Linked DNA regions of Homo sapiens: region 2 is linked to region 1. A link is an interaction called in ENCODE POLR2A ChIA-PET data of the cell type or tissue named here. Cell type or tissue: K562. All regions are shown on one strand. Links, peaks and the distances in the headings refer to the core of each region. The heading gives the core; the rest is flanking DNA. Region 1 has its middle 73 kb from the start of CNIH3-AS2. Region 2 holds the start of LOC124904523 (a long non-coding RNA gene).

The links. ChIA-PET counts read pairs that join two places held together with the same protein. Peaks named below come from ENCODE experiments on the same cell type or tissue, not always from the same donor. Only the 100,000 strongest peaks of a DNase experiment are listed, where the experiment ranks them.
Region 2: POLR2A ChIA-PET joins it to region 1 with 5 read pairs; 2 of 35 experiments call an interaction of 5 or more read pairs at or near these places.

Annotation. Positions count from the first base shown.
Region 1 is chr1:224,541,428-224,544,344 of GRCh38, forward strand. It overlaps a transcript of CNIH3 not described here. Among named protein-coding and RNA genes, the nearest start is that of CNIH3-AS2, 73 kb to the right of the region's middle. In K562, for the core only: no CTCF peak of the experiment used is centred there; a DNase peak (open chromatin) is centred at 1,584.
Region 2 is chr1:224,761,653-224,764,569 of GRCh38, forward strand. It overlaps LOC124904523 (a long non-coding RNA gene), which reads right to left and starts at 1,316. Exons shown (of 2, transcript XR_007066898.1): 1 at 1,189-1,316; 2 at 1-1,108. In K562, for the core only: no CTCF peak of the experiment used is centred there; no DNase peak of the experiment used is centred there; H3K27me3 peaks cover 619 bases.

The sequences.
Region 1 (2,917 bases), core at 202-2,701:
GACAAAATGGGACATTTTCTTCTGAGATAATTGAGCAAAAGTTAGATAAGAGGAAAGAGGGAGAAAAGGCCCTTAAAAAGGATGTGCATGCATATTAAAAATAAATTTCCTATAGTGGTTACCCTGAGCTGAGTCAGCAAAAATGCATGATTTCCTAAAGAAGAAAGAAGCTATTCATTAGATTTGAGAGTTCTTTGCAGTCCCAAGCCATGCTATTGCTTCTCAAAGGGTAGAGGCTACCAGAGGAACAAGCACAGAAAGAGCTCTGTATGCAACTGGCTATTCTTTTTTAGAGAAGATTCACAAATTGGGTGTTTATAGCTTTGCAATTCATGGTACTCTGTCATTAACTAATTTTGTGAGCATAACTATGATTTATTTCTCTTTCATTTTCCATACACAGAAAACGACTGTATCTTATCTTATTTTTAAAAAATCTTAATGTCTCTCACTCTTTGTAAGCATCACCTCCAATGGACTCCAAAACTCATGGCCCCTCCAATTCAACTTGCTACTGCTGTTTAGATAATACTTTTCAGAATCTTCCCCAGCCAAGACAAGTCCAGTGGCTTCCAATTTTCTTCACACGTTGAAACTTTTCTGCCGGATGTTCAGGGCCTCCATAGAATGGCTTCACACTTCCCAGTCAAGCCCACACCTCCTCCACTTCCTATCAGATGCCTCTGCTCTGGTTTGGCCAGAATCTTTCCTATTGTTTGAAAATGCCACAACCATTCCAGCTTCTATGCATCATCAATTCATGTTTTCCTTCTTAAAATTCATTCTTTTTCCTCCTTGGCTACTTAAATTCCATCTATTTGTAGGAAGCAACATTTGGGGTGTCTATTCTACGTAACAATAATTTTGGGCAATGAAGCCCTAGCAACGATTTTGTACTACATGACCCTGCTTTCTTAGCCACACTTGATTGGACTAACAGAGTACCTATGACCTAAAATGGAATGATCAAACTCTCTTCCCTAGGAATTTGGAAATGGAACTGAAAACCAGTGTGGGTGTCTGAAGATGGAACATGTGACTTAGGAACACGAAATAGAATAGCCACATTCTATTTTCTGGAAGAGAAACTATGGCAGCCTCATGGTAGAAAGAGAAAGAGTGTATGTAATAGAGTACTTGGTAGAAAATAGCAGAAACAAATTCTAGTTAACTTAGCAGAAAATATTTACTCTAAGGATATGATGTAGCTCATAGGATCAATGAGAAGGCTAGGAACCAGGTTTGGAGAATGGACCAAGAGAGATTAGGCAGCCCAAAGACAGCCAAGGTGTCTTCCTAGGAACAGTCCAGTTAGAATGCCACTGTAAGCTCCACTCTTGCCTCTTCTCGTCAACCCCTCCGTATAGTAGCTGCAGTGATCTTTCTAAAATTTAACTCAGATTATGATATTCTCCTGCTATTGTATAATAATTTCTCTGGTCTTTGTCCTAGTTCCTGGCATGGAGACTCTAATACCATTGGAATTTTCCAAGTTGTCTTTGTTATCCATGGTGGGTCCTGATTGCTTATGCTAATGAGGTGACTCATGCTAGGCCTCTAGACAGCTTCTGCAAATGAGAAGATTCAGGATGTGGGTAGGCTGAGTCAGAAAGACCAACCATGAGATTAGAAGGTTGGAGCTTTGAGCTATGTGATATCAGCCGGATCTCTGGAGAGGGGAGGGAAGCTGGAGATTGAGTCTAATCATGTGGGCCAATAATTCATTGAAACATGCCTGGGTAACGAAATTCTAATAGAAACTCAACACAGAAGTTTAGTGGAGCTTCCTGGTTGGTGCTGGGAGGGTGACACGTCCTGATTCTATGGGGAAAGAGGGCACAGGAGCTCTATGTGTGGGATCCTTCTGGATCTTGCCCTGTGTGTCTGTTTGTTTGCCTGCTTCGGATTTGTATCCTTTATCATAAAACTGTAATTACCAGTACTCTCCTGCGTACTTTAGTTCACGGGAGTTCTGTGAGTCATTCTAACAATTAACAAACCTGAGGGGGCCATGAAAATCTTAGAATTTGTAGCTAGTTGGTCAGAAGTGTGGGTGGTCTGAAGACCCTCAAACTTGCAGCTGGTTTCTAAATAGGGACAGTGCTGTTGGAGACCATGCCTTTTGGCTTGTGGAGTCAGTGCTGACTCTGGGTGGTTAGTGTCAGAATTGTATTGCATTACACCACCTGCTTAGCACTTCCAAATGGTTTTTATTAGACCAGAATAAAACAAGTGTTCACAATGGCCTGCAGTGACCTTGCCAGACTTGCTTCCTGCCTGTCTCCCTGGCCTTACCTCCCTCTACTCTCCTCCATATGCACTGCATTCCAGGATGACATTTCTTCTGTCCCTCGCACACACCAAGCTGACTCCATTTCAGTGCTTTGCACTTGCTCTTTCCTCTGCTTGGAATACCTTTCTTCCAGATCTTTGTGTGGACTTCTTTGAGGGTAGAAGTACTGTTGGTCTGGTTCACTTTTATACCCAAGACCTACAGCAGTAACTGGATTGGTTGATTGATTATACACTCATAGGTCACATAAGAGATCTGGGTGGGTCTGTTCATTATAATTCTGCAACCTACAGGATCAGATTCTAGGTCTGTCTTTTTAGCTAAATTGGCTCTTTGGCTGTTAAGAGATAAGAGGTTCTTTCTGTGCTGTTATCAAAGCTTTTTGGCTCTTGGACCATGGCATTAGCTGAGATATTTAAGCCCCAAGTTTGTAGTTTTCTTTCTGTGAACTCACCAGTGCATTCAGAAATAGTCAGTTCATTCAGAGTCTTTATATTTATTGCTCCCTCCAAAATAGTTGCAATCACCACTTGGTCTCCACAGGGAGAAGGAAGCCTTACCTTCCATATGCACTTCATCTCAAGCAGTCAGCAGTGATAATTTAACTAACAATTTGCTACAGCA
Region 2 (2,917 bases), core at 261-2,760, 220 kb after region 1:
GGCTTCCCTGGATCTCAGCCCGTTGGCAGGGCTCCTGTACCCTAAATGATGGCCCAGGTGGTAATGACACTATTGTACCCTGCCTGCCTCTATGCACTGATCTTTCCTGGATTTCCTAATGAGAATGGCCATTGGGATTTTGAAGCAGTCCGATAAATAGTGCCCGTATTCCCTGTCCATATTCTGAATCAGAAATAAGGCAGAGAGTAAGGAAGCTGTAGGCCAAATCTCATCTTAGTATAAATAAGTGCTAGATTGGAGAATGTAGTTTACTGCAGGAGCAAAATGAATTTCTGTTGCAGGGGAGTAGGAAACAAAATCCAAGATGAAGGTTGGCTTGCAGAGGTTTATTAGGAGTCCTTTTGGGATCTATACCAATAGGAGGGGAAGGAATGGAAGCAGGATTGGCAGAGGGAAAAGTCAAGCAGTGCTGCAGTCTTATCAAAGATCTCAACCGATTCTGTGGAGCATGTTGGGTCTTTATACTTTTTTTGTTGTTGTTTTAATCTAGTCTTCATTTTTACTGAAGTTACCATGATGAAAAACTCTCAATTGTTATCCTAGGGTTACTACAAACAACAGATCCTGGCTATGACCACTGCACCAATTGCCAGCTACTATGAGGCAATGACTTACAATCCTTCTGGCTTTAAAAAAATTATTAACTAAAAAAAATGCTAATACTGCTATATGTGAATATTTTAGTTTGAAATAGTATCTGTTCATATTTTACTTTGGAAGATGACTCTCTGACACCCTCCTAAATTAGTTATACCGTCTTCTTTATTTGCAGCACTCACAGTTGTATTTATTACTTTTTTCATTCACAAATAAAAATTTTATACATTTCTTGTGTACAACATGATATTTTGAAATATGTATACATTGTGGAGGGGCTAAATCGAGCTATTTAACATATGCATTACCTCACGTACTTACCATTTTTTGTGGTAAGAACACTTAAAATCTACTCTCTTAGCGATTTTCAAGACTCCAATAGATTGTTATTAATGAAAGTCACCATGTTGTACAATTGTTCTCTTGAATCTTTATACTTCTATATGGGCTGGTCATTGGGTTCAGGCTGCTTCTGAAAAGGAGGTGTGACCTGGGGAGGCAGCAATCTTTGGTCAAAGGCAATTCCCAGAGAGGGCTATTCGCTGAGGGCTGTCAGCCAGCAGCACTCACCATGGAGGGAGAGAAGACCTTCAGTCCCCAAGATGGATCTTGGAGGCTCATGACAGCATTCACTGCATGGACCTATATTTCATACATTTCCGGAAGCAGCATCTCCAGCATTCCCACAGCCTTGTTCCCTGGCAGGGTAAAATAAAGATTAGTGGGACAAACTACAGCTTCCATCACAACTGATACTCATTGTCTCTCTCATCCTCAGGAAACACCTCTGCTGGTTGAGTCACACTTCTTGCCGGTTGGTGTGACCTAGACCCTCATCTCTAATGACTCCAGTCCCTGGACATTATGCCTTCCTCAGGCTCTGGTTGATGAACTTGCCCATTGATCATCAAAACTGGTCAGAGGAAGTGCCAGGAGGTGCACAGTGGATCATCTGGGTGCCAGATTTCTTTGTCCCTACTGGGCACAGCAGCTGTCTTTCCTCCTGCTGGTCAGGGCCAATTTCCTCTGCCAAGATGGTGACTCCGCTTCTTGTGAGGTTCCTTGGCACAGGCCCCAAGTGTCCTGGCAGCATGTGCTACATCCTTTGGTAGGAAGGTTCCCCCTCTGGAACCTGGACCTCTAAACCTGAAAAGCCCAGAATAGAAGGGATAGGAAGCACAAAGTCCCCAGTGGGTTACAAGCAGTGACAGTAAATGGGGCCATGCCACTATAGTTTCCTACTACTGAATCCTGGAATTAGGTTTGGTAACTCACGCAATCATAGCCCAGCTGGGCCTGGGAAGAGTGAAGCAGGGTGGATCAGAGTTACATCAGCTTCCTCCTCCTCCCTTACCCCTGACTTCGTTCTCATACAAGGATAGAGTTCGCTCCTGGAAGAACAATGGAGGATGTGTACTATTTGGGGACAGTTCCTTTTTTTTTTTTTTTTGAGACGGAATTTTGCTCTTGTTGCCCAGGCTGGAGTGCAATGGCACAATCTCAGCTCACTGCAGCCTCCACCTCCTGGGTTCAAGCGATTCTCCTGCCTCAGCCTCCTCAGTAGCTGGGATTACAGGCATGTGCCACCATGCTCAGCTAATTTTGTATTTTTAGTAGAGACGGGGTTTCTCCACGTTGGTCAAGCTGGTCTCGATCTCCCGACCTCAGGTAATCCTCCTGCCTTGGCCTCTCAAAGTGCTGGGATTACAGGCATGAGCCACTGTGCCATCTGACAGCTTTATTCTTAAGAGGAAAAGGGAGCAACTGAGCCAAGCATTTCCAATTTGCTCTTCCCAAGTTAATCGATGAGGTATCACACGACTTTCCCTGTGGCAGAGTGAGTGCAGTGGTAGAGAGATGCTGACAGTGTTGTGCTAATGGGGCTCCCTCCACTTGGAAGGAAACAGCAAGAATTGTGAAGAATTTTCTTTCTTCAAAAGCTCCAAAGTGTTGTTTATTGAGCACTTACTCTTTGCCAAGCTTCCTGCTCAGTGTTTTTCTTATCTTCACAACAGTCCTTTGAGGTGGGGGCTATTTTTGCCTCCAGTTTATTGATGATTAAGTAAAGTACAGGGAAGTAAATAAATTGGCTGAGAGTCTAACCCAGTCAAGCCCCCAGTCAGGCCCCCAGGCCTGGATCAACAATGGTTGACCCAGGCTCCGAACCACTAATTTAGTAGCTCTTTTGCCGGTTTGCTTAGGAATCATCTGGGGTAGTTTGTGATAACTCAGATCCTGGACCCACCTTCAAAGATTCTGATGGGCTTGAGGCAAGGCCCAGAAATCTGAATTTTTTAAA